Regions from separate parts of the Homo sapiens genome. Here regions 1, 3, 4 and 5 are each linked to region 2. A link is a contact called in ENCODE Hi-C or POLR2A ChIA-PET data. All regions are on one chromosome and are shown on one strand. The core of a region is the stretch at or near the end of the contact, and the rest is flanking DNA. Distances in the headings are between cores, read along the strand shown.

Region 1 (5,104 bases), core at 730-3,229, 380 kb after region 2:
CCGGCTAATTTTTTGTATTTTTAGTACAAAATACACCGTGTTAGCCAGGATGGTCTCCATCTCCTGACCTCGTGATCTGCCGCCTCGGCCTCCCAGTACTGGGATTACAGGCGTGAGCCACCGTGCCCGGTCTTTTTTTTTTTTTTTGAAATGGAGTTTCACTCTTGCCCAGGCTAGAGTGCAATGGCATGATCTCAGCTCACTGCAACCTCCGCCTCCTGGGTTCAAGTGATTCTCCTGCCTCAGTCTCCCAAGTAGCTGGGATTACATGTGCCCACCACCACACCCCGCTAATTTTTTGTATTTTAGTAGAGACAGGGTTTCTCCATGTTGGTCAGGCTGGTCTCGAACTCCTGACCTCAAGAGATCTGCCTGCTTCAGCCTCCCAGAGTTGCTGGGATTATAGGCATGAGCAACCATGCCCAGCCAAAATGTGTACCAAGGTTCTAAGGAAGGGGTTTATGCTAAACACCGGGCTGTTGGTGGCAAGCACCCTGTCTTGCTTCAGGGGCCTTCCCTTTGGGCTGGGGCCTCCTAGCCTCATGGCACTGGGGTCACACAAAATGCCTTCGTGGTTAATTTTTGGCAGACCCTTCAAATGTCCAATCGAGGGTGGGGCTCTGGGCTGCTCCTGGAGCACAGGATCAGAAAGACTTGAAATGTTCAGCTAGAAACACTGCTGCTTCCACCCCACCTTTGCCTGGCCATAGGGTTGCAGCCATTGCCCAGTGGGGACAGGCCACAGGAGGGTGGGATGTGGGATCATGGCCACCTCCAGACGTGGACAGGCCATGGAAGAGACAGGTCATAAGATCATGGCCACTTTTGTTTCTAGAAGTCCAGTGGCAACTTCTTCCTCTTTCTTCCCTCCCAACCCCCTCACCCTGCCTGCCCGCCCTCCTCTCTTCCTCCCTCTCCACCCTCTCATCCTCTCTCCCTTTCTCCCTTGGGTCCTGATTGCCTGGTCCCAGATTGGAGTCCAGGATGGCTGCCTGCCGAAGAATGCCTCCCGGTAGATTGGGGAAGGATGGATATGAGAAGCCACCCAGCTAAAGGAGACAGCCTAGGCAAAGGTGTAAAGATGGAAACCAATTTTTTTTTTTTTTTTTGAGACGGAGTCTTGCTCTGTCGCCCAAGCTGGAGTGCAATGAATGGCGCGATCTCGGCTCACTGCAACCTCCGCCACCCGGGTTGAAGCAGTTCTCCCGCCTCAGCCTCCTGAGCAGGTGGGATTACAGGCGCCCACGACCACGCCCGGGTAATTTTTGTATTTTTAGTAGAGATGGGGTTTCACCATGTTGGCCAGGCTGGTCTAGAACTCCTGACCTCAAGTGATCTGCCCGCCTCGGCCTCCTAAAGTGCTGGGATTACTGGCGTGAGCCACTGCGCCCGGCCTTTTTTTTTCCTTTTTCGACTAGCTGCAACCCAGAGGGAGAAGGCGGTAAACCCGCCTTAAGACTGAGAAAACCGCAGTCCAGAAAGGCTCCCGAGTTCGTAGATCCCAAAACAAGTTTACTGGACTCATTAACTTTAACAAATGACAAAGACACGCCTCCTCCACCTAACTCGCCCAACTCGCAGAAGCTCAGAGGGCTGGTTCCTGCTCTGCCCTCGAGGGCACCGGATCCCCACCCTCGGGTTAACAGATCCGCCCTCCCGGCTGTCCAGCAACAGAGCTCCCGGCGCTCCGCACCCAATCACAGCCCGGTCCCGCCTGCAGCCCGCCCAGTGCCGGGTCCCGGGGTTTGGAACCACCCCTATTGCCTTTTCTCCGCGTGGCCCCGCCTGCAGCCCAGGCCCGAGCCTGGGCTGCGCCTAACTTCCCCCTTCGCTCCGCCCTCGAGCCAATCAACAGCCTCTAATCTCCTCTGGCCCCGCCTGCAAGCCCGCCCCGGCCCAGTCACAGGCTTGGTTCGCCCAGGCCCCACCCCCGGCCCGCCCCGCCGTCGGTGCGCGGCGGTAGGGAAGGCGCCTCCCGCAGTCGCTCGGAACTGCCGACCCGAGTGCTTCCCGCAGAGGGCTGGTGGTGGGAGCGGAGTGGGTCGGGCGGGGCCGAGCCGGGCCGTGGGCCGTGTGGGGGCCGGGCGGCGGCCGGGCCGGCGGACGGCGGGATGGGCTGCACCGTGAGCGCCGAGGACAAGGCGGCGGCCGAGCGCTCTAAGATGATCGACAAGAACCTGCGGGAGGACGGAGAGAAGGCGGCGCGGGAGGTGAAGTTGCTGCTGTTGGGTGAGGCCGCGTCCCGCACTGGGATCCTTGATTCCCAGCTCGAATCCCCAGACAAGGACTTTGACCTCCCAGACTAGGGCTTCAAACTCCCAGACCCGGGCTGTCTGGGACCCCACACCTGGGCCAGGACCAGGGTTGAAAACTCTAGATTGGACTAGACCTTTGATCCTGCCCAGACTCTAGACCAGACCCCTGTCTCATCCCAGACCCCAGACCTCCAAATCCAGTCAACAGTGCCCCAACACCCGCGGTCCAGTGCCCTGCTTGGCCATCCCCCCTTGCTAACTAGCTTCACAGAACTTCAGAGCCCCGCCATCCTTCCCTACACTTTGCCCAAACCCCCAGGATGCCCGCCACTTGTTCCCCAACCCTCAGGCTCCGCTTGTTTTCCTCACCTGCGCCTTTTATTCCTATTGGGCATGAGCATCCCGCGGGGCCCCTGCCAGGCCCCCCACCCACTCCCTCCTTCTCCTTCTGTGCCCCATCCCTAGTCTGGAATCTGTATCCTCCACCTGTGCACTCTGACCCAAGGAACCTCTCGAGTGGGAAACTGCTCTTGAGCCCCATCTCCAGCTGGAACCCCTTCAGCGAGCCCTGCTCCCTGCTTCCTGCCCTCCAGATCCTTCTCTGCAGGCATCACTCCCGAAACCCTCTGCTGATCCTCCCCTAAGTCCTCTTACACTCTGGCCTTCCCCAGATCCCTCCACCCTTCCTGCACCAAGTGGGCTGGGCTAGGAGGCGGGAGCCCTGGGTTGGAGAGGGCCTAGGCTGCCTTATGCAGAACCCCCACGGGGCTGGATTGAGGCTCCACTGGTCACGCTGGGGGAGGGGGCCAGGCCTCAGGCTTCCCAAGGAGGCTCTATGTTTTCCAGTTTCGAAGGCCAGTCTGGGAAGTAGGAGAGAGAGTGGAGGAGTTAGGGTTGTGGCCGCCTCCAAGGCCAGAAAAGATGGTGGCTGCTAGAGGAGTGGGGGGAAGTGGAAGTGGTGAGACAGCCGACATATTGCTGCCCCTGCGGGTGAGCCCAGGAGATCTGCTAGTAGGTGCTGGGCTGCCCACACCCCTTCTGGGCTGCAAGGCCTGGGATGTAGCCTCTGAGAGTTGGGGGGCTTGTTGGATCTTGGGACCCTGTGAAGGGGGATGGTGGACTAGCTGAATGAGGAGTTGAGGGGCCAGCTGGGGGTGGGCCAGGGTGCCTCTGAGCATCCCAGCTGGCCTTTTGCAAAGACGGTGGGCCTACTGGCTGTCCCCATCCAGCTTCCCACTGGAAGTAGGTGTGGTGCCCAGTGGCAGTCTAATTTTGATTTGGGGGTTTTAGAGTTGGGGGGAGGGAGGCCCTTGCAACAGCGCAGCACCGTTGTAGGCTGAGAAGTGCATGGGGGGGTGTGGCCCCTCGACTTCAGAACTGTCATAGGGCTCCCAGGCTGTGAAAAGCAGGGCTTTTCGTGCTGGACCTGTGGCCGAGGAACAGCATGTATGTCCATTATGGGCCATCTGTTGACTGTCCCTGCGGACCCGGCCTCCGGGGCACAGCCTTGGAGGTTTCAAAATGGCATCCGCTTCGCTGCTGCCTCAGGGAGGAAGAGAAGGGGCGGGAAGGGGCGGCGGCCCAGCCTCCTGGGCTGCTTTGCGTTGGGCGCTTGCCTCTTCCTGTCTCTGCTGTGAGTGCGGCAGCGGCAGTGAGTGGGTGTCGACGCGGCGGAATGCCCGTCGCTGCTGCTGCTGCTGCCCGACGGGCCTGGGGAGGGCACTTCCGGTACCGCTGCCTCCCAGTGCCCAGCCAGGAGTCTCTAGACAGCCTCTCCCCAGGCGATTGCAGTTACTGTGGTGGCCGAGGAAATGCAAGACTGGACCATAGAGCTGGGGGAACGCAGGGCTTCTGGCTAGTTTTGTGTCCCGACACCAGAAGGGTCCCCCATCCCACCAGGCCTGCTCCTTGGAGCCCAGCTCACCTTTTGGGCTAAGGCAAGTGAGACCTGGTAACTCCTCCCACACTGGGCTGGCAGCAGCCAGGGGTGCAGGGTCTGGCTTAGCACTTTCTAGCCTGGGAAGTTCACCCTGGGGTCCTGGCCTTCTGGCCTTTGCTTACTCTGTGAAATGGGCTTCCTGGGTTTTGGCCAAAGGAGTGCCCCAGGTCAGGATGGGGAGGGAGAACAAGAGCCTCCTGGTGGTTCTTGTTGGGGATGTAGGTTGGGAGTAAAGACCCTGCAGTGTGCTGCAAAGGGCTCTGACCAAGCTCTGCTTGATATTGATGACCCAGTCTGCCATGGCTGCCTGGGGAGGGATCCTGGCTTGAGCCATGCCTTTCCCATCCAGGTGCAAGGTGGTGATGGGAGCCCAGCTGTGGTAAGTTCAGAGTTCTGGGCGCCTGTCCCATGTAGCGGGAGACTTTGTCCAGGCAACGGGACTCAGGTTGGGCAACTGCCAGCCTTCCCTCCCAGCCAGAACCACGCCTGCTGCCCCGCCCGCACACCGCCTCCCTCCCATCTTGGGTAGCCCTGCCAGCAGGCAGGCACAGTCCTTGTCACCAGGGCAGAGGCTGATGTGGTACACACAGGCAAGAGAGTATTTCCTGGCAACTTTGTAGGGGGAGCAGATACCAGTCCTATTCTAGGGATGCTCCCCACTCCTACCCAGCTCAACGTGACTGATCAGCTAGGCCCAGGTGGAATCTGGGACCCTGGTCTGGGCTCTTAAGGGAAAGGAAGCCAGAGTGTATGTGAGGGGGGAGAGTCTCTGATTTGGGATGGGCCTGTGTGGACAGCTTCACAAAAAAAGGAGACAGTGTCCACCATTGGCTCCATAAAGGCTTCAGAATGTAAACAGAGCAGTTCTCTCTTGCCCCTGGAACTTTGTGTGTGTTGTTCCCTACTTGAT
Region 2 (5,596 bases), core at 2,426-4,925:
AGGTGGGAAGATCACCTGAGGTCAGGAGTTCGAGACCAGCCTGGCCAACATGGTGAAACCCTGTCTCTGCTACAAGTACAAAATTTAGCCGGGCATGATGACACGTGCCTTTAGTCCCAGCTACTCGGGAGGCTGAGGCAGGAGAATTGCTTGAACCAGGGAGGTGGAGGTTGCAGTGAGTTGAGATTGTCCCACTGTGCTCCAGCCTGGGCAACAGAGCAAGACTCTGTCTCAAAAAAAAAAAAAAGAAAAGAAAAAGGTAAAAAGAAATTCATATTGGATACACTATACCAAAACTGCAGAAAGCCAAAATCAGAGAAAATTCTAAAGGTAATGAGAGTCTGAGGATAAAGTTCCAAAGTATGCTTAAAGGAGTAACTGATAAACTAAAATCTGACTTCAATAGCTACAACGGAAGCTAGAAGTTGGATAAGGGCCGAGTGTGGTGGCTCACACCTGTATTCCCAGCACTTTGGAAGGCCAAGGCAGGAGGATTGCTTTAGGCCAGGAGTTTGAGACCAGCCTGGCTAACATAGCGAGACCTTGTCTCTAAAAACAATAATAAAATAAAATAAAATAAAACAGATGAAAAAAGATATACCATGCAGTCACCAAAAGACAGCTGAAGTGGCTATACTAATAGCAGATAAAATGGACTTTAAATTAGACAAGATAGGCCAGGCACGGTAGCTCACGCCTGTAATCCCAGCACTTTGGGAGGCCGAGGTGGGCGGATCACGAGGTCAGGAGTTTGAGACCAGTCTGGCCAACATAGTGAAACTCTGCCTCTACTAAAAATACAAAAAAAATTAGCCAGGCACAGTGGTGTGTGCCTGTAATCCCAGCTACTCGGGAGGCTGAGGTAGGAGAATCACGTGAACCCAAGAGGCAGAGGTTGCAGTGAGCCAAGATTGCGCCACTGCACTCCAGTCTGGGCCACAGAACGAGACTCCATCTCAAAAAAAAAATTAGGCAAGACAGACTTTGAATTAAAGTTACAAGAGACAAAGAAGGACAAAGAAGAACATTTAAAAAAAGTTCAATCCTGCAAGAAGAAACAATTATAAACTCCAGCCTGGGCGACACAGCACGATCCTGTTTCAAAAAAAAAAAAAAATTATTCCAAACAAAAACTTTACTTAAAAACATACAATTGGCCGGTCGTGGTGGCTCATGCCTGTAAACCCCAGCACTTTGGCAGGCCAAGGAGGGTGGATCACTTGAGTACAGGAGTTTCAAACCAGCCTGGGCAGCATGGCGAAATCCTGTCTCTACAAAAAACAAAAATTAGCTGGGCATGGTGACATGCACCTGTAGTCCCAGCTAGTTGTGAGGCTGAGGCAGGAGGATCGCTTGAGTCCAGGAGGTCAAGGCTGCAGTGAGCAGAGATTGTACCACTGCAGACCAGCTTGGGCAAGAGAGCAGGACTCTGTCTCAAAAATAACACCAACGAAAAAAATACCACACATACACACAATTAAAATATTCAACAATAACGTAGAAGTGGGAAAAGAATGTTAGTATTCTAAGCTCTTTGAGTTGCCTGGGAAAATGAGAAAGGTGTTGATTAACCTTGAAATTGGTAAGTTAAGGATACATACCTTAATTTCTAGGATAACCACTTATAAATGGAAATGGGGTATATAACGACCCAACTAACTGAGGGAAAAATGGAGAAATACAGAATATTTAACCAATTCCTACCAAGGCAAGAAAGGAGACAATAAGATATAATAGGCAAGGCAAAACAGAATCGACTAAAGACAATATGTTTACTCTTTATTTAATCAGTAATTGCAACAATTTTAAGTAGACTAAATGGTCCAGTTAAATACAAAGATTATCAGACTGGATTTTTAAAAGTCCAACTAAATGTTGTTTTCCAAGGCTGGGTGCGGTGGTTCACACCTGTAATCCTAGCACTTTGGGAGGCAGAGGTGGGTGGATTACTTGAGTCCAGGGGTTCAAGACCAGCCTGGGCAACATAGCAAGACCCCATCTCTACTAAAAATACAAAAAAAAAAAAATAGTCAAGCATGGTGGCAGGCGCCTGTAGTCCCAGCTACTTGGGAGGCTAAGATGGGAGAATCACCTTAGCCCAGGAGGTAGAGGCTGCAGTGAGCCGAGATGGCACCACTGCACTGCAGCCTGTGTAACAGAGTGAGACCCTGTCTCAAAATAAAATAAAATAAAGATCTTTGCAGTAAGCTAAAGTACTTTTTAATATACAAAAAAAGAAATAAATGCTGTTTCAAGGGATACATGTAAAACACAAGGACACAGAAAAGTTTAAAGTAAAAGGATAGGCCCTAGCACTTTGAGAGGCCAAGGTGGGTGGATCACCTGAAGTCAGGAGTTCGAGACCAGCCTGGCCAACATGGAGAAACCCTGTCTATGAAAAACACAAAAATTAGCTGGGCGTGGTGGCGCACGCCTGTAATGTCAGCTACTTGGGAGGCTGAGGAAGGAGAATCACTTGAACTCAGGAGGTGGAGGTTGCAGTGAGCCGAGATCACGCCACTGCACTCCAGCCTACACGACAGGAGCGAGACTCCATCTCAAAAATAAAATAAAATAAAAATAAATAAATAAAGTAAAAGGATAGAAGAAAATAGAGTAGGCAAACAGAAAATAGAGTACGCTTAGAGGCGAGCTTAATTTCTAGTCTAACCAAACAGCAGTGGCTCCCTCAGCATGGGGCTCAGGCTGTCAGCAACACAGGCCTAAACAAAGCTTTGCAAGTAAGCCAGCAGCCATCAGTGTCATGCCTGCCTTTCTGCTTCCTAGGGCCTTTAGCCCCACAAGACCCTGTGATTATTATCACCCACCATTCCCAGGGGTAACGCTGCCTTATCTCTTTTGCTAGGAGGTCCAAACCGGCCTGTCCACATCTGCTAGGGGAATCTTTCCCCACTAGCTGTACACTCAACAGAATGGCCCTACACGGTCAGCAGGACCCCTGGATAGGGGAGCATCTCCTTGCCTTCCCCATGTTAAACGGGTTTGCTGACATGGCGAATACATTGGGGTGTCTGGACAGTGAGATGACTCTGGGTAGAATAATTCCAAACCATCAAGTAAGGCACAGCAAACTCTCTTGGGTAGCCAGAAGCCTAGCAGGTTTCTATCTGGAAGAAATAAAAGGACTTGTTGATGTGGTGAAAGCTCACCCTTGCCCAGGCTAACGGTTTTGAAATCACATCTGTTTGTATAGGTGATCAAGGAAGCATCTATCTTCACTGAGCCATCTTAGTCCCCCTCAGGCTTAGCTCAGCTATCACCTCTACCAGAAAGCCTGTCCTGACCCACTTCTGCCCAGGTTGGGAAGCTCCCGTGGGGCCTCGTCTAGGAGGAAGGTTCTCATCACTTGTCTGGATTCCGGGGTTGGACCGCCTGGAGGCCCAACACCTCAAGGCCCTGAAGCGGTACCCGGGCAAACACCGGGCCCCAACACTGCAGTCACTCACCACTGCAAGTGGAAGGTGTGGCCGCAGTGGATGGCGGCCACGTCGCGGGAGTGATCGAAGAAGTCGGAGCAGATAGTGCACAGAGCACGGATAGGCATGATGGCTGGACTCAAGGGGCCCAGGCAGCCAAAGAAACTGCTACAGGTCCGGCTTCGTAGACGCGCCCCCGCGCCTCCGCTTGCTTCAAATTTGGCTCCGCAGCACGACTTCCTGGAGCGGGCCGGAAGTGACAACACAAAACTTTGGGCGGAGCGTGAATACTTCGCCTGGATTGGACAAATTCTCGGATGGGCGGAACTATGGGCGGGGCTTAGCGGCCCCGAGGCCGTAGAGAATCCTGGGCGGAGCGCGGTCGCTCTCAGGCGTCCTCTGGGGAGACTCGACCTGCCACTTGAGAGCGCAGCATTATATCAAGGCGGGGAGCAGCGAGGCTGCCAGCTGGACCCTTTTCCAGGGCAAGGCAGCGCATTGTGGTCCCATGCCAGAGCTGGCGCGAGGCAGGCTGGGCCAAGGCAGAGAAAACCGCAGCCGCAAGGGAATAGAACAATGGTCCCGATGGGTCCCTTGGGCTCTGGACAGTGATGGACCATGCGCTATGGTCTGTAGTTCCCATAGACCACAATACCCTACCCTCTCAGTCCTCAGTTCCGGGCGATTCTAGAAAGATGGACACATAGGCCCCAGTCCCTCAGGTCACCCCAGGCCAACCTTGGCTTCATCCAAGTAAGATATGACTATCCTTGAGTTTGGAGACACTAGGGCCAGTACCCTGACTTTAGCTCTTAGCTCTCAGGAGGATCAGTTATGCTTGAGACTGTAGTAGGGTTGGAATTTTGGAGGCCCAGATGCTTCAAAGACTAGAGACTAACAAATCCTTTTTATTATTCCCACATCAGAGAAGTTATCTTTGAGGAGGTTATCTTTGAGGTCCTCCCAGAGAGCAGCATCCCTGGTGAGTTCACCCAGGCCCACCTGGGCTGGAGTAAGTCAACTTTTGGGTTTTTAGGCTTAGTATCTGTGGCAGTGTTACTCCCTCTACCCAGAAGAAACCCTGTGCATAGTCCCATAATATAAAGCTGATCTGCTCCAGCTGAAATAGACCCAGAGTGAGATTTCATTTGGGGCATAGGTGGAAAGCACAGGTGTTCACAGAAAGAAGGAATCAACACAGAGCAGCATAGAATCTTTGTGCATTGCTCACCCTACACCCTCTCCCTAGCTCAGGGAAGCTATCTTTGGCTATGAGCAGGGTCTGTCCTTGCGGTGGCTGGCCCAGGTAGATTCCAGCTCTATGCCTAAATCAAGAGTAAGGCTCCTCGGTCAACAGGAGTCAAAAACAGCAGCCCTTACTTGAGCTCTCAGCCCAGGGAGTATTCCTTGGTCCAAATGCAGCCCAAGACCCACTACTCACATGGATTTCTAGAGTTCAGAGGACCCCCACCACCACCACCATTGAGGAATACACTGTGGTGAGGATGATCTTCACCCTCAGCCCAAGAAATCCACAGGGCACTGTTCACTACTACTCCCAGCCACTACTTGTGAACCTGCTCCCAGCCTCTCCCTTCCCCACTGCCTTCCAGGGGCTCCTCCCCAGTAGGACAGAGGAAGCAAAGGCGAGAGGGTGGCCAGAGGCTTTGCAGGGTGATGTTTATTTGCCAGGTTCAGTAGGCACACAGTTAACCCACCGACCTTCACACACCAGAGCAGACCCACAGGCATGCAGGGAGAAGGGCAGGACCACCACGGAGTGCCGAGCAAGGGCGAGGACCAATGTGGCTGCCTATCCAGGCTGTGGTAGGGTCTGACAAAGGGCACCTGTCAGGAGCCTCCCTCAGGAAACTGGGGAGTTTAACCCTACTTCCTCATCCCAGAAAAAGCAACTCAATGTGGCTCTGAGGCACCTGGGCCTCTGATAGAAGTGAGCTGTAGAAAGAGGGAGTTCCTCTTCATTTCATTGTTGAACTGAGCAGAAAATCTGCCCCTGTAAAGGGCAAACCTCCAAATCAGATTATGAGTTATTGCCATGCAGCAAGCCCCCTAGGGTGGAGAGGACTTGTGGGCTGAGATTGTAGGAGGTGGGCATCTAGGAAGAGCAAGGAGGTATCAGCCCTCCCTGTTTGGCCCAG
Region 3 (5,679 bases), core at 2,480-4,979, 470 kb after region 2:
TGAGGTCCATGGGGGTCAGGCCATGACCCCACTTAGGATCAGCTGGCGATGCTACAGCTAAGACAGATATTCCAGAACTATCTTGGGTCACACTCTCTCACCTTAGATCAGGCAGGTGGGGCCAATCCTTAGTGAAGTATCCCAGGGCCTTCTGATTCCAAGGGTCACCACCACATGGATCACAACAGATAAATGAGTGCCCTCCCACCCTGCAGGGGGCCTGCAGTGAGGTCTGTGTGAACACACAGCCACCTGCTGGCCACAGTTGGGATGGCCACAGGCTGGGCTCAGACTTACTCTTGGGCTTTGCTGGTCATAGGGGGCCTGCCAGAGTCCTGTGCCAGGCCTACCTATTGAACCCAGGTGGTAGTCTAGACACTGGGTGTCAGAGCCCCCACAGGATGCCACTCTCATGTGCAGGATCTACAAATCATTTTATTGAAATTGAACAAATAACACAACAGTCTTCCTAAGCTAGGGGCCATCCTCCCCAAGCCATTTCCCACATTATAGAAGCACAGAGCTTGCACAGTACTTAAAAAAAAAGTCACCTCTATATAGAAATCAGACTCTGCCACGACATCATCATGGACTATTTACAAACCTTCACATTATAAGTATTCCTTTTATGGTTTTTCCCTCCTTTCTTTCCCTACCCAGGGGTTCTAGTGCTTTCCCTTGACTGATCCTGAAGGGGTGGGGGTTACTGTAAGGGAGGGGGTGGTAGGCTACTCATAACTACTGGCACCAGCCTTAGGGTGTTGTCCCTTACCACAAGGTGGTGAACAGTCCCCTCCCAATTGGAGGGGTGGAGGATTTGGTGCAAAGCCATGGAGATTAGACAGAATAGGTGGGTTGGAGTAACTCCCCATAGGCACAAGCATCCGCAGCCTGTCCTGACCCCAGCCTGCACTCTCTCAACTCCTCAACTGGGGGTTCGGGGTTGGGGGGCAACAGTTAGTTGCAGTAGGGGGATCAGCCCAGCCCTGGGTAGAGGGAGAAGCCCCCACCCAGTCCCCACTCCTATCAATAGCCAGCAAACTGTCCATCCATCTGAAGGCGGGAACAAATGGCAGGTAGGTCGGAAGAATCAGGCTGGCACTGCCCCCAGCCTCTGTCCAACACAGGAGGAATCGAGGTAGCAAACGGCTGAAATGCTCTGACTAGGGGTTAAAAGGGAAGTGAAGGAAAGGAAGTTCCTACTTGTATACAGTGCCCACAGCCTAGGGGCTGGAAGAAAGCATACCTTGCTTGTAAAGTGCTGTAGCCTCTAGCAGGGCTAGGCCCCAGGCAAACTTGGAAGAAAGCAGACCAGGCAAGGAACCAGGTAACGGGCATTCCTGACTGGTATATGCCCTGCTGTGCTGCTTGCAGGGGTGGCTTGGGAGAGTGGGGTGCTAACTCTGCCATTAGCCTTCACCACCCACCAACCACCTCTTGTCCACACACAAACCAACACCCAACCAATACTGTGGGACCGACCCGCTCACAGCTGAAGGTTATGGGCCAACAGAGTTTATTCAGGGTTGTGGCCCCAGCCTGGGCTCCTCAATGGAAGCCACACCTTGATTGAGCCTGGGAGTTTCTTGCCGGGGCAGGGGGTGCTTCTGTCTGCCACCTCCCAGGGTCACACCTCATAGAGGATCACAGGGAAATCCACGTGGATGCGGGGGTGATCCAGCTTCACGATGCCCTGCCATGGAAACAGAGGCTAGTAAGGGTCAGCTCAGGGCCTCTACTTCAGGAAGCTTCCTTGTTCCTCCCAGATCCCCCCGCAAAAGCCCCCACCATGACAACAGATCCCATCTGGGTCCACCTCCACACGCTTAGTGTAGGCTCTGTGACCGCTGCCCAGCCCCTCACCTGAGGAATCAGATTCTTATGCACTCGCCTCAGCTTGGCCCGCTTCTGCCCGTTCTTGGTGACGATTGTCTCCTCATAGAACTCGTGAGCCAGATCCCCATCCTCATCATAGAACATAGAGCTGTGTAGAGGGAGAAGGAAACAGGCTGGGCTGGAGCCCCACACCTGGGCATGGCAAATGTCACAGGTCACGGGGAAGTCTGTGGTCTTCCCAACCCCAAGTGGGAAGAAAAGAGGATAATATGCCTGGAGAATCCTTTTTTTAAAAAAAATTTTTCGAGACAGAATCTCACTCTGTTGCCCAGGCTGGAGGTGCAGTGGCGCGATCTCAGCTTGCTGCAACCTCTGCCTCCTGGGTTCAAGCAATTCTCCTGCCTCAGCCTCCCAAGTAGCTGGGACTACAGACATGCACCACCACACCCTGCTAATTTTTTGTATTTTAGTAGAGACGGGGTTTTGCCATGTTGCTCTGGCTGGTCTCGAACTCCTGAACTCAGGCAATCCACTCGTCTTCATCTCCCAAAGTGTTAGGATTACAGGCGTGAGCCACGGTGCCTGGCCTGCCTGGAGAATCCTTTGCCTGGGGTTTGGGGTCTACTAGAAGAAAGTGGGAAGTGAGGTGATGGGTGGGCAGTGCTACTATGTCAGACCCCCAAGAAGAGAGCCCACACCAGAGCACACCATCCAGGCAGCCACCAAGGCCAGTTCTCATCCTTGATTTGTTCAGCAAGGGCAGCCATTCTAATATCAGGACTTTGCCTTCACCCAGGACTTCTAGAGTGGGCAGGGTGGTGGCCTGGGCATGTTGGTCTCACTCCAGAAGATGCTGCTGGCCCAGTGTCAAAGACTGAAATAGCAGAAGCCTAAGCTAGGAAGAAGCACAAAGGAATGAAGGCTGCGTCTCCCCTGACCCCACACCCCAGGTGGCTGGTGAATTGCCACTGTTGGGTCTTCCTGGTGTCTACAGCCAAATCTCTAGCACAGGGAGCGCCCATCTCCAGGAGCCCACTAGAGCCAAGCCAATCTGGTACTCTTGTGCGGGCCTCTGGGAGACTGGGCTGGGGGTTGGGTGGGTAGGTCAGCGCTCTGGATCTGGAGAACATAACTGGGTGAGGGTCTTTTTTCCTCAGCCTCACCCCCAATACTGAGGCCTATCCCTGCTTTCCCAGCCACTACGCTCAAAGGTTCAGCCCCACTACTGTCAGGAAAAGCAGCCTAAACAGAGGGTTATTATCCCCTTGGAATAACTGGGGGGGAAAGGGAGGCTAGGACCCTTCAGTATGCAGGCTGAGCCGGAAGGGATGAAAGGAAGAGATCTTATGGAGGTCTTATGGAGGCCCTAGCTTAGCTTTACCGTGCGGAAGGTCCGACCAGTGACAAGCCTCAGGCCCACTCTTCCCTAGGGAGACTTTCAGAGTGGCCAGGCCGCCAGGAGACCACTGCCCGGCTTTCTCCACCCCCAGCTCCAATGAGGCTCAAAATATGGGGGTCGTCCTGGCTTGGCTGTAGTGGGGTACAGCGGTGGAAGTTCCCCCGTGGCGCGGGACGCCTGGCCGCCCGCCTGTTCCCCCCGCCAGGGTGGAACCCATGCCCTTACCCGCGGCGCGTGAATACGAAGGGGGGCACAGCTCGGCCCCGAGGCCGCACCAAAGCTTGCTCAGCTCCTGCTGCCTCTGAGCCGCCGCCTCCGGCCGCCGAGGCGAAGGGCCACAGGCCCCGAGCTTTGGACCCGCTGGCGCCCATGTCAGGGCCGCCGGCGCATGGCGGGCCCCGTGGCCGCTCTGCTCACACCGCAGTCCGCACTACCATAACCTGCCCCAGCCGCTGATCGCAGGTGCCGCCGCCGCCGCCTTCCGCAGGCTCGGCTGTCTCCACGGAAACCTCACTTCCGCTTCCGCACGCTGCCACCTCTGATTGGCTGTTGCTCAAGTCGTGGGGGCGGGACCAATGGGCGCCCTTAGATGCTGGGCATCCCAGCATGCGTTGCGAGATCCCAGGTCCCAGCAAGCGCGATCTGACCAGCTGGGACAGCTCCCACCGAGGAAAGTGGTGGCCGTGAGTCCTCCCGGTCTTTTGGGTGTATTTGGCGGCTCTGACGTCCCCCAACACCTGAGTTCAGGCCTAGCAGGACTTCGCAAGCACCAATCCTCAAACCTGCACTTCAGGGCCTAAGGCCAGACCGCCGGGTGCCCATCTGGCTTCTATTTTCACAGCTGTATTTTTGCGATTGCCACGCTTATGTGAACTAACCAAGTTGAAAGAAAATTAAGGAACTGGCCAGATTCACATAGTTACATTCAGTTCTGAAGAACTTCGAATTCAGTGTTTTCAAACCCAGCAGAGTCCATGCTTAATGAAAGCAAGAATTGTTAACAGCTATACCCTCGGTATCACGAGCAGTGTCTGGTCCACGGTGGCAGCTCTGTATTTGGTGAAGGAGTTATGCCACACCTTCTCCCAGAGCGTGGTGTGTGTGTGTTGAAGGGATGGTTTTGTTTTTTTTTTTTTTTGAGATGGAGTTTCACTCTTGTCGCCCAGGATAATGTGCAGTGGCACGATCTCGGCTCACTGCAGCCTCTGCCTCCAGGGTTCAAGCGATTCTCCTGCCTCAGCCTCCCGAGTACTTGGGATTACAGGCATCTGCCACCATGCCGGCTAATTTTTTTGTATTTCTAGTAGAGACGGGGTTTCACCATGTTGGTCAGGCAGTCTTGAACTCCGGACCTCAGGTGATCCACCCGCCTTGGCCTCCCAAAGTGCTGGGATTACAGGCCTGAGCCACTGCGCCCGGCCGTTTTTTTTTTTTTTGAGTTGGAGTCTTGCTCTATCGGAGTGCAGTGGTGTGATCTCCACTCACTGCAACCTCTGCCTGCCGGGTTCAAGCGATTCTCCTGCCTCAGCCTTCTGAGTAGCTGGGACTACAAGCGCCCACCACCACGCCCAGCTAAATTTTTTTTGTATTTTTGGTAGAGATGGGGTTTCGCCATGCTGGCCAGGCTGGCCTCGAACTCCTGGCCTCAAGTGATCTGCCCACCTAGCCCAACCAAAGTGTTGGGATTACAGGTGTGAGCCACTATGCCCAGCCAGTTTCCCTAAGTTCTAACTGCAGTCCATTTTTGTCTCCACCACAACCTGAGCCCCAGGGAGCTGAGTGATGACCAAGTATGTATGCATACTACATCTTCACAAATTGGTCCATGGTGACTTTGCAAGACACCTGGGAGCCTGTCCATCACCCTTGGCAACTTCTGGCACCATGAGGGGCAACTGCAGCTCTGCGCCTATAATAATAAAGAGTCCAGGCTGGGCAGGGTGGCTCACACCTGTAATCCCAACACTTTGGGAGGCCAAGTTGGGAGGATCCTGGGCAACACAGAGAGACTCATGTCTCTACAAAAACTTTATATGTATAAAAGATTCCAACAGCAGGAGGATCTTGAAATCTTTATTGAGCCAATTCTCTCAGGCCCCAGGCCCTGATGATGACTGTCACCCCAACCCCTTTCCCCACAGGAGGCATTCAGCTGAGGCCACCACACATTACATACATTCACGCACTTCATAAAAAACACCTGAGGGAGAGACCCTGGCTTTGATTAGCAAATAAGGTATGAACCTGGGCCAGTGCCCACATTCACACAGACCCTGGCCCAGGGACATCCTCCTCATATGAAGCATTAAGGCACATGCTGTACTGTGAGCCAGCACTCCCTGACCTCAGGGTGTGTGAGGAGTTGGCACTGTAGAGAGAAACCAAGACTCTTCCTCAATGCCTGCCTTATTCTGAGCACCCACCCTTAGCTCTGATAAGGATAT
Region 4 (5,602 bases), core at 1,330-3,829, 320 kb before region 2:
GATGAGACCATCCTGGCCAACATGGTGAAACCGTCTCTACTAAAAAATATAAAAAAGTTAGCTGAGCGTGGTGGTGGGCGCTTGTAGTCCCAGCTACTCGGGAGGCTGAGGCAAGAGAATGGCATGAATCACGGAGGTGGAGCTTGCAGTGAGCTGAGATTGCACCACTGCAGTGCACTCCAGCCTGGGCAACAGAGCGAAACGCTGAGACTCTGTCTAAAAAAAAAAAGAAAAAAAGAAAAGAATACCACCAGTCTTGGGGGGGCTGGAGGCTCCACACTACTTACCTCATTGTAGCCCACAGCCTCGCCTCCCCTTGTTGCCCACAGGTTGAACAAGCTCCTAGGAGAGGCCCTTTCCTAGCTCCCCTAAAGCAAAGAAGGCCCAATTCAAGCATCAGTCTTTCAAGAGTGAGCTTCATTTCTCTATTTCTTTTCTTTTCTTTTTTTTTTTTAGAGACTGAGTCTTGCTCTGTCGCCCAGGCTGGAGTGCAGTGGCACAATCTCAGCTCACTGCAACCTCCGCCTCCTGGGTTCTAGCAATTCTCCTGCCTCAGCCTCCTGAGTAGCTGGGACTACAGGTGCATGCTGCCACGCCTGGCTAATTTTTTGTATTTTAGTAGAGATGGGGTTTCACCATGTGACCCAGGCTGGTCTCGAACTCCTGAGCTCAGGCAGTCCACCCACCTCAGCCTCCCAAAGTCCTAGGATTATAGGCATGAGCCACTGCACTCGGCCTATTTCTTTTTTTCTTTTTTTCTTTTTTTTTTGAAAGTCTTGCTCTATGGCCCAGGCTAGAGTGCAGTGTTGTGATTTTGGCTCACTGCAACCTCTGCCTCCGGGGTTAAGGCGATTCTCATGTCTCAGCCTCCCAAGTAGCTAGGACTACAGGCACGTGCTACCACACCCAGCTAATTTTTGTATTTTTTTTAGTAGAGATGGGGTTTCGCCATCTTGGCTAGGCTGGTTTCGAACTCCTGACCTCAAGTAAGTGATCCTCCCGCCTTGGCCTCCCAAAGCGCTGGGATTTCCTTTTTTTTTTTTTTTTTGAGACGGAGTCTCGCTCTGTCACCCAGGCTGGAGTGCAGTGGTGCCATCTTGGCTCACTGCAACCTCCGCCTCCCAGGTTCAAGCGATTCACCTGCCTCAGCCTCCCAAGTAGCTGGGACTACAGGTGTGTGCCACCACGCCTGGCTCATTTTTTGTATTATTATTATTATTATTATTATTATTATTATTTTGAGATGGAGTCTTGCTCTGTCACCCAGACTGGTGCAGTGGCCCAATCTCAGCTCACTGCAAGCTCCACCTCCTGGGTTCATGCCATTCTCCTGTCTCAGCCTCCCGAGTAGCTGGGACTACAGGTGCCCGCCACCACGCCCGGCTAATTTTTTTGTATTTTTAGTAGAGACGGGGTTTCACCGTTTTAGCCAGGATGGTCTCGATCTCCTGACCTTGTGATCCGCCTGCCTTGGCCTCCCAAAGTGCTGGGATTACAGGCGTGAGCCACCGCGCCTGGCCTGGGATTTCAATATCTTAAAAATCCAAATCCATTGGTGACTCTTTCCCTGTTTTGCTCACCTTCCTCACAACTACCTTGAGGCAAAGTCACTGAGGCCCAGAGAGGGCAAGGGAGTTATTGGTCTGGGTCTTGTGGCTAGTGTGAGGCGTGTTCAGTTCTAAATATGACCCAAACACTTTAGGTTTTATTATTATTATTATTATTATTATTATTATTATTATTATTATTACTACTACTACTATTATTATTTTGAGACAGCGTCTTGCTCTGTCGGCCAGGCTGGAGTGCAGTGGCACCATCTCGGCTCACTGCAACCTCCACTTCCCGGATTCAAGCGATCCTCCTGCCTCAACCTCTGGAGTAGCTGGGATTACAGGCATCCGCCACCACGGCCGGCTAATTTTTGTATTTTTAGTAGAGACAAGGTTTCACCATGTTGGCCAGGCTGGTGTTGAACTCCTGACCTCAGGTGATCCACTCACCTCGGCCTCCCAAAGTGCTGGGATTACAGGCGTGAGCTACCGTGCCCGGCCAGGTTTAATTCTGATGATGAAATTCTGTTCCTGTTGTAGAGCAGCAAAGAATTATTTGAAGCACCTATGGAGAAATGCTGGGTACCATTTCCCTGTGGGGACCCTAGAAGATCTAGAGGAGGTTCGGCAAGAGGTTCAAAGTGGGGGCTCCCATCAGCTGGAGTTCGGGTGCTCCTGCAGGAGGGGCCCTCCTAAGGACAGCCTAGGGCATGGGCAGCATGAAGACCGGGTTGCTGGGGCCCTGGTTAGCCCCACTACCCCCAGTTTTGGTGGCGATTATCCTAGAGTCTCAGTTCGGGTCAGACGAATTGTTCTGTCCATGTCCCTGTGAAGGCTCCGTGTGGCGAGACGCAGGGCCTTGGGCAGGTTCGGGCTGGGGATAGGGAGAGCTCCCAACCTTGGTAGTGGCTCCAGATGCCCCCCAGGTGAGCCCAGCAGAGTGGACTGCCAGGAGCAGCTCTGGGCCGAAGAGGGAGACAGTGTCCGCGGCCTCCCAGGAGGTGGCGCCAGAGGATTAAGTCGCCAGCGGTGGGCGGGGCTGAAGAGTCGGGCTGTGGGCGGGGCTAATAACGCCGCCAGCTCCCGGAAAGCGCTAGCCTCCGGAGGCCGGCCGTGGGTCGAGCTGAGGCCGCTCGGGAGCGGACGAAAATCTCCGGCAGCGCGGGGCCGAGCGGGGCTGTGGGCAGGGCTAAGGCCGTGGGGCCGGCGGGCGGGCGGGGCGAAGCCCGCGAGTAGCCCAACCGCGGGGAGCCAGTCCGAGCGCGGCCGCTAGCTGGTGGTGTAACTAGACTTGTCTTCTCTCCACCACTGCCGCACAGTCCCTGAGGGCATCGGGGCGAGTGTAGCTGCAACTGGGGAGCCTGTGATTCGCCAGTGCCCTTCTCCCTAGGCAAGGGAAGCGAGCAGGCAATAAGAGGGGCGAGTCTGGGGCCCAGGCTTCCGCTACCGAGACCCCAGTCAGCAAACCTTTAATTCAGAGGTGGGGAACCAATAAGGAGCCCTCCTGTGCGTACTCCCTCGCCTTAGCGTTTGCCTGCCTCCAGGCCCCGTGCCCCGCGGAGCCAGCGCGGGACCTGCACACGGTATAGATAGAGCTCAGCGCTTGCAGGGCCTCTCTGTCTCTCCTTCCTCCAGCCAGAGAGCTCCTGAGGGCACCGCCTAAAGGGGGTAGCCTGATAGGGTACTGTGAGATCTGGGAGGGTACTGGATGGAGATGAGGTGCCTCCACTTGTGTGATTGGGTCCCCCTGCTTGGCACTAGAAGCAGACGTGGGATGAGGCTGCTGGCGACTTACTCTTTCCCTGAGTGGGGGTACCCTGAAACCCCAGGAAACACCTTTCCCAAAGCAGTCTTCACAGCTCTAGGCATGCATTGGAACAGCAGGGACATCCAGTTGGGAGCTGGCCAGGGCCAGGGCTGAGGGTGCTGTTGTCTTCTGTCCGCATGGTGTCGCATCCTTAGGCTATAGAGGGCAAAACCAAGTTTGGAGCCTGCCAAAATGGTCCAGAGCTCACGCCAGACCAGCTCCCTTTCTAGGGAATTGGAGCCAGTAGTCTAGGATCACTTCCCACTTCCGTTGCAAAAGGTCTTGAGAGAGGCCGGGCCTAGCGGCTCACGCCTGTAATCCCAGCACTTTGGGAGGCCAAGGCGGGTGGATCACCTGAGGTTAGGAGTTCAAGACCAGCCTGGCCAACATGGTGAAACCCCGTCTCTACTAAAAATGCAAAAACTAGCCAGGTGTGGTGGTGCACACCTGTAGTCCCAGCTACTCGAGAGGCTGGGGCAGAAGAACCGCTTGAACCCGGGAGGTGGAGGTTGCAGTGAGCCGAGATCTCGCCACTGCATTCTAGCCTGGGCGAAACTCTGTCATACAAAAACAAAAACAAAAACAACAAAATCAACGTTCAGTTGGGACTTACTGACATTATAAAACCTAAACAGTTAATTTTCTTCTGCACCGTGGCCTGGCCACAGTACAAACTGGATAATGTCAGTTACTGAGTTACTGGCCGGAAAGTGGCACTTTCAAGCCCCAACTTCAATGCAATCGTTTTTTTTTTTTCTTTTTTTTTTTTTTGAGGCGGAGTCTCGCTCTGTCATCCAGGCTGGAGTGCAGTGGTACAATCTCAGCTCACTGCAACCTCTGCCTTCCAGGGTCAAGAGATTCTTTTGCCTCAGTCTCCCTAGTAGCTGGGATTACAGGTGTGTACCACCACACCCAGCTAGTTTTTTGTATTTTTAGTAGAGATGGGGTTTCGCCATGTTGGCCAGGCTGGTCTCAAACTCCTGACCTCAGGTGATCTGCCCGCCTTGGCCTCCCAAAGTGTTGAGATTACAGGCGTGAGCCACAATGCCCAGCCCAAACAATCTTTTTTTTTTTTTGAGATGGAGTATCGCTCTGTCACCAGGCTGGAGTGCACTCCACAATCTCGGCTCACTGCAACCTCTGCCTCCCAGGTTCAAGCGATTCTCCTGCCTCAGCCTCCCGAGTAGCTGGGGCTACAGGCACGTGCCACCACGCCCAGCTAATTTTTGTATTTTTAGTAGAGAAGGGGATTCACCGTGTTTGCCAGGATGGTCTTGATCTCTTGACTTCATGATCTGCCCACTTCGGCCTCCCAAAGTGCTGGGATTACAGGCATGAGCCACCGCGCTCGGCCCAGCCCGAGCAATCTTAACAATTTCTTACAACAAAATGGCAACTGGTCCGAGGTCCCTTATATCCAAGATTTCATGTATTTACACTCAAAACTTTCCCTCTATCAGTCTTGCTCCCCTCATCAAGTTTTATTGCTAAACGAAAACTCCCAGTCCCCTTTTCACCCCTCCCCTTCAGCCCCTGAAAGGAATTTCAACCCTGCTGAGGAATGTCCACCATATCTCCAGCCCCAGGCTCCCCAAGAGCCGCCAGCACCATTGCCATCTCTCTCATTCCCCTATCCACCTGTCACTCATTCAAAAAACAATCAGGGCTGGGTGCGGTGGCTCATGCCTATAATCCCTGCACTTTGGGAGGCCAAGGCGGGCAGATCACCTGAGGTCAGGAGTTCAAGACCAGCCTGACCAACATGGAGAAACCCCGTCTCTACTAAAAATACAAAATTAGCTGGGCATGGTGGCACATGCCTGTAATCCAAGCAACTTGGGAGGTTGAGGCAGGAGAATCTCTTGAACCCAGGAGGCGGAGGTTGCGGTGAGCCGAGATTGCACCATTGCACTCCAGCCTGAGCAACAAGAGTGAAACTCCATCTCAAAAAAAAAAAAAAAAAAAAAAAAAATCAGACCCCGGCCACCCTTCCCCTTTGCAAAGTAGCTGGGGCAGAAGGCATAGTCAGGGTTCATGTTCCCTTTTCAATCTCAGACATGTCGGAGGTTGAGAGGCTCCTTGGCTCCTTTTCCACTGGCCCATCCCACTTCCAGAAGGAATTTCTTTATATTACTCAGTCACATAACCTTACTTGGCATGACATTTATGTTATCCTGTCAGCCACTCTCACCCTAGATGAGAAAGAGCATATTTGGCTAGCTGCTCAAGCCCATGCCGACAC
Region 5 (5,546 bases), core at 2,186-4,685, 440 kb after region 2:
TCAGCTCCCACCTCCTCACCTGCCTGGTTTAATTCCTACCTAGCACTCAGGTCTCTGCTGTGACATCACTGCCCTGGGAGGTCTCCTGGATCCCCAGGTGGAGTGAAGTCACTTGGGTTCCCAAAGCCTCTGTACCTCCCCTGTGCCACATGGATCCTGCTACTGTATGCCTGTTTGTCTAGTTACCCATTGCCTATGTCCCGTCCAGGGCTTGACACACAGTAGGTGCTCAGTGAATGGTAATGAGTGAATGGGGAAGAAAACAGCCACCCTGTCTCCTGAGCCAGGTGGGGGGTAAAGGCAAAGGACAGGCATCCTCCCATCAATGGCCTCAGGGCCAAGGTGGATCTGGAGACTTCTGCAGGGATAAGGGACCTGCAGAAGAGGTGAGAGGTGAGGGTAGGGGGATCAACAAATAAACTGTCACAGCCATACCCAAGAGAGCCTTTATTCAGCCACACTGACGGCTCTGAGCCAGAGCCACCTCCTGGCCCCACTGGTACCCAGGAAACATGCCCAGGTTAAAGCTGCCCCCCAGGGGCTAGGGGCTGAGGTATGGTCAGTGGGCTGAGGCTTGTAGACTGTCGGGGCAGTCTATTGAACCAGAAAGACAGTTCCTTGCCCTGGATGGCCTCAGATGTCTTTTTCCATCCAGAATATGGGGCGCCCCCTCACATTTTGATATTGTGTCTCCAGCAGGCTTTTTGAAGGGGGCCCTGATGGAACTGGGGGTGAGATGGTCAGGCACTCAGGTAGGGGAGGGGGTGGTGGCAATGGAGGTCCCTTGGGACCCCTTGGGGCAGCTTGGGCAGTCAGGTTTGGGGCCTTCCTGGGTGGCCGGGGAGAGGGGGCTGTGGGGAAGGCATTAAGCAGGGTGGCAGGCAGCCGTCTGCTGGTGAAGACCAGGCCCTGCACAGGCTCACCCAGCTGGTAGCCCAGGTGGGTATAGAAGTGCACCTGGTCATGGGTGGTGAGATGCAGCTTGCGGAAGCCCCGGGCCCGAGCAAAGACCTCCAGGCCCTCCATGAGGCGGCGGCCAAAGCCACGGCCCCTCAGGGCCCGGGCCACCACCACTGTCTCCACTAAGAGGCTCTGGGGCTGGTTCAGCACCCGTGACAGGCGGGCATGGCCCACCACAACGGGTGCTGCTTCAAGTGTGGGGTGGGGGCTTAGCAGCATCAGGCAGAGGGGGAAGGCATCTGAGGACTGGCCCAGGGAGTGCAGGCGGGAGGTGCGGCTGCGGGGCCACTGATCATTGATGAGGTCAGCACAAGCATCCAGGAGCTCGGGTCGGCGGTGCACAGGCTCCAGGGTCAACTCAGCCAGGCTAGGAGCTGGGGTCTCCTCTGGCTGGTGTTCAGGATCCAGGGTAAGCTCAGTTGGACCAGGATTGAAGGTCATCTCTGGTTGGCATGTGGAATCCAGGGGCAGCTTTGGCTGGCACGCAGGATCCAGAGTCAGCTCAGCTGGGCTGGTACTCAGGATCAGCTCCATCCGGTGTGTAGGGTCTAGTGTAGGGGTCAGCTTGGCTGGGCCAGGGCTCAGAGTCAGCTCTTGCCTATGCACAGGATCCAGGTTCAGCTGAGTCAGGCTGGGAGCCAAGGTCACCTGCTGCTAGGTTGCAGGTGGCTCAGTGCCAGGCTGGAGGTTAAGACCCCAGTCTCCAGGCAGTAGCATCTCTTCAGACCACAGTGGCTCTCCTCCTGTAGATAACAGCCATGCTGGGCTGTGCCAGGAGGGAGGGTGGGGTTGGAGCAGGGAAGGGCTGACAGAGTGCAGGGGGGACCATGCATACTGGAACTGGGGAGTGGTGGGCTGCACTTTGTCCCACACTCACCTGATAGCACAGGTGACCTGGAAGAGACCCATCCCCTATAGAGCAGGGCAGATAGATCCAGGTGTCTACCCCACATTGGAGGGAGGCTGGGAGTGATGGATGAGCTGCTTAAGGCTGGGGCAGAACCTAGGAGTCCTGGCCCCAGCCTGCTCTGGCTACAAATTTGTCCTCCTCAGGACCTCCCCTCACAGGGGGTCTGTAACCACCAGGTCTATAAAACAGCCGACCCAATCTACTTGCTGGCCTTCTGTCTTCCAGTAGTCCTCCTAGTCCACCACTAGGGCATGGGATAGAAGATGCAAAGCAGACACTATACCCCCTGCTCAAACCTACCCAAGGTTCCCTCCATAGGAAAAACTGCCCGGGAGTCTTCCTGTCCCTTTCTTCTCCCTATGTTCCGAGTCTCCTCCAGCTCCCAGCCTTTTCAACTACCTGGGCTATGCCCACTGCCTTAGTGGATCCTGGGGCCCCACTCATGCACCCATCAGGCTGAGCTTTGGCCTGTCTTGACTGCCTTCCCCACCTGGAGCCCATGGCCCCCTTCCCAACTCTGCCCATCTCAGGACACTTTGGATATAGACCCAACTGTCTCCTCAGATGGGGCCCCAGCAGCACCAGCACTGGGCCTGGCCCACAGTCACACAGCAGTATTGCCTCTGCAGGCTTGGTTCCCCACTGGCTTGAGTTTCGCAGGCACCCTAGATAAGGACCACAGCTTCCTTCCTATATCCACAGGGTGTCCAACGGTCACCAGGTTGGGGGCCCAGACCTCCTGTGCCCAAACCCTACTGTTTTCCCATCTTAACCAAGGTCCTGCCGTCCGGCAGGTCTATGCTGGGGGTTTTCTAGTCGTGGGCGGGCAGCTGAGCCCCCTCCTTCTACTCACCTGCTCCAGAGGGGGCCTCCTGGCTCCCCTTACCTCTCCTGAGCTTGAGGCCAATTAAACACTGGTCAGTAACAGGCACCCCCCTCCCCTCACCTCCCACACCATTCACAGGGCTGTAAGCCCCTCACCTGCATCAGCCACCTCTGCAGCAGCCGCACCCTTTGGTCTAGAGGGAGGAAGCCCCAGGATCCGCCCCTAGGGCTGAGCCCGGGGCTTCCCCGCGGCCTTAACCCCTTCAGTGCCGACCCCACCCACTGTGGGCGGGGCTCCGGGGTCCTCAGAGAGTGGCTTCTCCGTCTCTCCCGGGCCTCGGTTTCCCCCTCCCTCCTAGTGGGTCACAGGCTGTGGAGCTTTTGGGAATGAGGACTTCGAGAGCTCGACTCTGTGGGCAGGTGTGGCTCGGCATGGTCTGGAAACGAACGACTGACGCGGGGAGGGCGTGCAGGGTGGCATGGCCACTTGGGGACCGCACGCGCGGGGTGGACCTACAGGCAGCAAATGGGAAGGGTGCGGTACTGACATGTTGATGCTGGCCTCTGGGATGTTCCGCGTCCTAGCTCCGCACAGCTGGGTATCTCACTCAGTCGCCACCTCGGACTCCTCGGTCCGACAACGTTGGCCCCCAGCGGTGCGGCGGATGTTCTGCAGCCGTCGCGTCCTGCGGCACGCCACGGCGTTCTAAGGCCTCCCAGCACCCGCGCGTCGCCGCTTAGAACCCGCCCCTGGTTTGCGCGTCACAACACCCGCCAGGCGCCGACTCAGTCTCTACCCTGGCTCCGCCCCTGCTGAGCCCCACCCCATCTCCATTTGAGTCCGCCTCCTCCCCACCCGGCCCCATACAGGCCCCTCCTCCTTCTCCTTGCGTCACAGCTTAGGTCCCGCCTCGATTTGGCTTCTTCCAGGCCCTGCCCCAGCCCAGCACGTCACTTCAGCCAGGCGCAGGCCCCGCCTCCAGCTGGCTCTGCCTCCGCCAGCCCCGCCCCAGGCTCTGACAAGTCTAGCTTCGGTTCCCGCCGGCCTCCTGCCCCAGGACAGCTTGGAAACGGTCCGATCAGGTGGGGCTTCCTCTTGAAATTTGGGCCCCACCCTGGGAAGCAGCCGCCCTTAGACTGACGTCAGATCTGGTGAGAGTGACAAGCCTTTCCTGTGCCCTTTGGATACCGGGGCCTGGACATTTTAGGCGCTCAGTAAACAGCTAAGTAAATCATGACTGCTTTATTTGCTGGACTGGTGCCTCTCAGCAGATTCAGGGGTCGTGCAGGGCTGGTTACCACAAACTCAGTAGGAGTGCAAGGGCTGTACCCCCGGAGCTAGACAGCCTGGGTTTGAATCTCAACTTCTCCCTTTTCTTGCTGTGCAACCTTGGGCAACGTGCTTACTCTCAATGTGAGTGACTCAGTTTCCTCATAGCCTCATTGTGAGGAATGAATAAGTCCACATAAAACGCTTAGCACGGGGATTGGCAAAGAGTAGGCACTCAGTGAATGTCAGCCTTTGTGATTGCTGCAGTTCAAAGACTGGCTCAGTGTCTCTGGAGGAATTGTCTATGACCTTGCCAAGTAGATGCATATGGACATGGAATGAATGGTGTCTGCTGTGGTTCTAACTCCTTATGCCACTATTCCAGTCTGTAAGTATGCATGTGTGTGCAGGGAATATGCCTGTGACAGTGGCTGAGTGTACTCTTTACTGTGACCATGACTTGTATGACTGTGCATGTATTTGAGGAAGCCCTGGCCAGACCCAGAGTGCATTAGGTTCTCAATATGTGCAACTCAGTGTGTGGCCAATCACCACATGCTCTTCCGCTCACACCACGGTGCCTGCCAGCCAGGGTAGCATCGACATTTGAACTCCACAGCCATCTGTGCCTGATCTTCAAGTGAGAGGGCACCCCGCAGGCTCAGGGGCCCACCACCAGGCGTGAGCTGGATGGAGAAACTGGCAGGGTTAAGGAGGAGGAGGGCTTTGGGGTGGCTGGTGCGGCGGACACAGCGGCCATGGCCGGAGCACAGGGCTTGACTGCAGAGAAGGGCCCCACTGGTCACGTTCAGGATGAAGGGCCCCAGTGTAGTGTCCATATACTCCTTGATGGCCTGACATGATTCCTAGGTGGGAAGGGAGGATAGCGTCAGGGACACCATGGCCATGTATGGACCCACCCAGGGCACTGAGGCACTCACCTGCTGGTCAGCCAGGACTTTGCAGGTAGAAAGGGTAAGTCAGGGTCTACCCCGTCAGCTTAATGGCCCCACCCCTCCCCCACCCCCACCCTCATGCCAGGCCTAAGCTCACCTTGGTTCTTGTATTTTCCCAGCTCACCCAGAGCACCACTCCAGCTGCCCCCTGGGCCGCACTCTCCCCCAGGCTGTGCTCCAGCTCATCCTGGGAAGGAGACAGCACAGCTCTGTGGGGCCTCCTTCCCACCATGTGGCAGACTGCTGGAACACCATTAGATGGGACAAATAATTCATAACCTTCACCTGGGGCTGCTCTGGCCATGGGACCAGAGGCAAACTGCTTCCTCCTCTAGCCTATGAATTCCATGCAGACAGGGACTACATCATTCCAATAAATGTTGAATTGCCTGTGCCTGGCACAGAACTTGGCACCAAGTGCACACTCAATGGATGTGCCCATGCGCCAGGCGCGGTGGCTCATACCTGTAATCCCAGCACTTTGGGAGGCTGAGGTGGGAGGATCACCTGAAGTCAGGAGTTCGAGACCAGCCTGGCCAACATGGTGAAACCCCATTTCTACTAAAAATACAAAAATTAGCCAGACATGTTGATGGCATGCCTGTAATCCCAACTACTTGGGAGG

The links. Hi-C counts contacts between places; a loop is a spot of excess contacts on that map. ChIA-PET counts read pairs that join two places held with the same protein, here RNA polymerase II (POLR2A). Pooled maps may share reads with other maps.
Region 1: a loop to region 2 is called in a map of B cell, with 22 times the contacts of the local background. The contact joins the promoter of GNAI2 here to the promoter of TRAIP in region 2. A Hi-C loop is called at or near these places in 1 of 168 maps with a recorded cell type or tissue (B cell), 2 of 37 single-sample maps with no recorded cell type and 10 of 50 pooled maps. POLR2A ChIA-PET finds 5 or more read pairs at or near these places in 3 of 52 experiments (B cell, H1 and activated B cell).
Region 3: a loop to region 2 is called in a map with no recorded cell type, with 15 times the contacts of the local background. The contact joins the promoter of TUSC2 here to the promoter of TRAIP in region 2. A Hi-C loop is called at or near these places in 1 of 37 single-sample maps with no recorded cell type and 6 of 50 pooled maps.
Region 4: a loop to region 2 is called in a map of dorsolateral prefrontal cortex, with 4 times the contacts of the local background. The contact joins the enhancer-like site here to the promoter of TRAIP in region 2. A Hi-C loop is called at or near these places in 3 of 168 maps with a recorded cell type or tissue (dorsolateral prefrontal cortex, ovary and sigmoid colon) and 20 of 50 pooled maps. POLR2A ChIA-PET finds 5 or more read pairs at or near these places in 1 of 52 experiments (CD4-positive, alpha-beta T cell).
Region 5: a pooled map shows a loop between it and region 2 (9-fold over the local background). The contact joins the promoter of NAA80 here to the promoter of TRAIP in region 2. A Hi-C loop is called at or near these places in 2 of 37 single-sample maps with no recorded cell type and 9 of 50 pooled maps. POLR2A ChIA-PET finds 5 or more read pairs at or near these places in 3 of 52 experiments (A673, GM10248 and activated CD4-positive, alpha-beta T cell).

Annotation. Positions count from the first base shown.
Region 1 is chr3:50,234,225-50,239,328 of GRCh38, forward strand. GNAI2 (G protein subunit alpha i2) reads left to right here and starts at 1,980. Exons shown (of 9, transcript NM_002070.4): 1 at 1,980-2,229. The coding sequence starts at 2,112. RefSeq lists enhancers at 637-1,247, 1,248-1,858, 3,713-3,792, 4,301-4,910 and a silencer at 1,728-2,187.
Region 2 is chr3:49,852,889-49,858,484 of GRCh38, forward strand. TRAIP (TRAF interacting protein) reads right to left here and starts at 3,676. Exons shown (of 15, transcript NM_005879.3): 1 at 3,468-3,676. The coding sequence starts at 3,565. It overlaps CAMKV (CaM kinase like vesicle associated), which reads right to left. Exons shown (of 11, transcript NM_024046.5): 11 at 5,101-5,596.
Region 3 is chr3:50,324,494-50,330,172 of GRCh38, forward strand. It overlaps TUSC2 (tumor suppressor 2, mitochondrial calcium regulator), which reads right to left and starts at 3,730. Exons shown (of 3, transcript NM_007275.3): 1 at 3,461-3,730; 2 at 1,864-1,984; 3 at 416-1,693. The coding sequence starts at 3,606. The coding sequence ends at 1,628. It overlaps RASSF1 (Ras association domain family member 1), which reads right to left. Exons shown (of 6, transcript NM_007182.5): 6 at 5,295-5,679. RefSeq lists a silencer at 155-344 and an enhancer at 3,865-3,974.
Region 4 is chr3:49,537,277-49,542,878 of GRCh38, forward strand. No RefSeq gene overlaps it. Among named protein-coding and RNA genes, the nearest start is that of BSN-DT, 14 kb to the right of the region's middle. RefSeq lists an enhancer at 1-480 and a silencer at 2,687-2,916. Within about 2 kb of position 2,580, at least 24 of the 41 ENCODE cell types and tissues checked have a DNase peak (open chromatin) inside an H3K27ac peak, as active enhancers do; they include dorsolateral prefrontal cortex and ovary, where a contact is called at or near this core.
Region 5 is chr3:50,295,970-50,301,515 of GRCh38, forward strand. NAA80 (N-alpha-acetyltransferase 80, NatH catalytic subunit) reads right to left here and starts at 3,436. Exons shown (of 2, transcript NM_001200016.2): 1 at 3,244-3,436; 2 at 433-1,703. The coding sequence starts at 1,494. The coding sequence ends at 634. HYAL3 (hyaluronidase 3) reads right to left here and starts at 3,436. Exons shown (of 4, transcript NM_003549.4): 1 at 3,244-3,436. HYAL1 (hyaluronidase 1) reads right to left here. Exons shown (of 4, transcript NM_033159.4): 3 at 5,019-5,108; 4 at 3,924-4,831. The coding sequence ends at 4,514. RefSeq lists an enhancer at 3,030-3,169.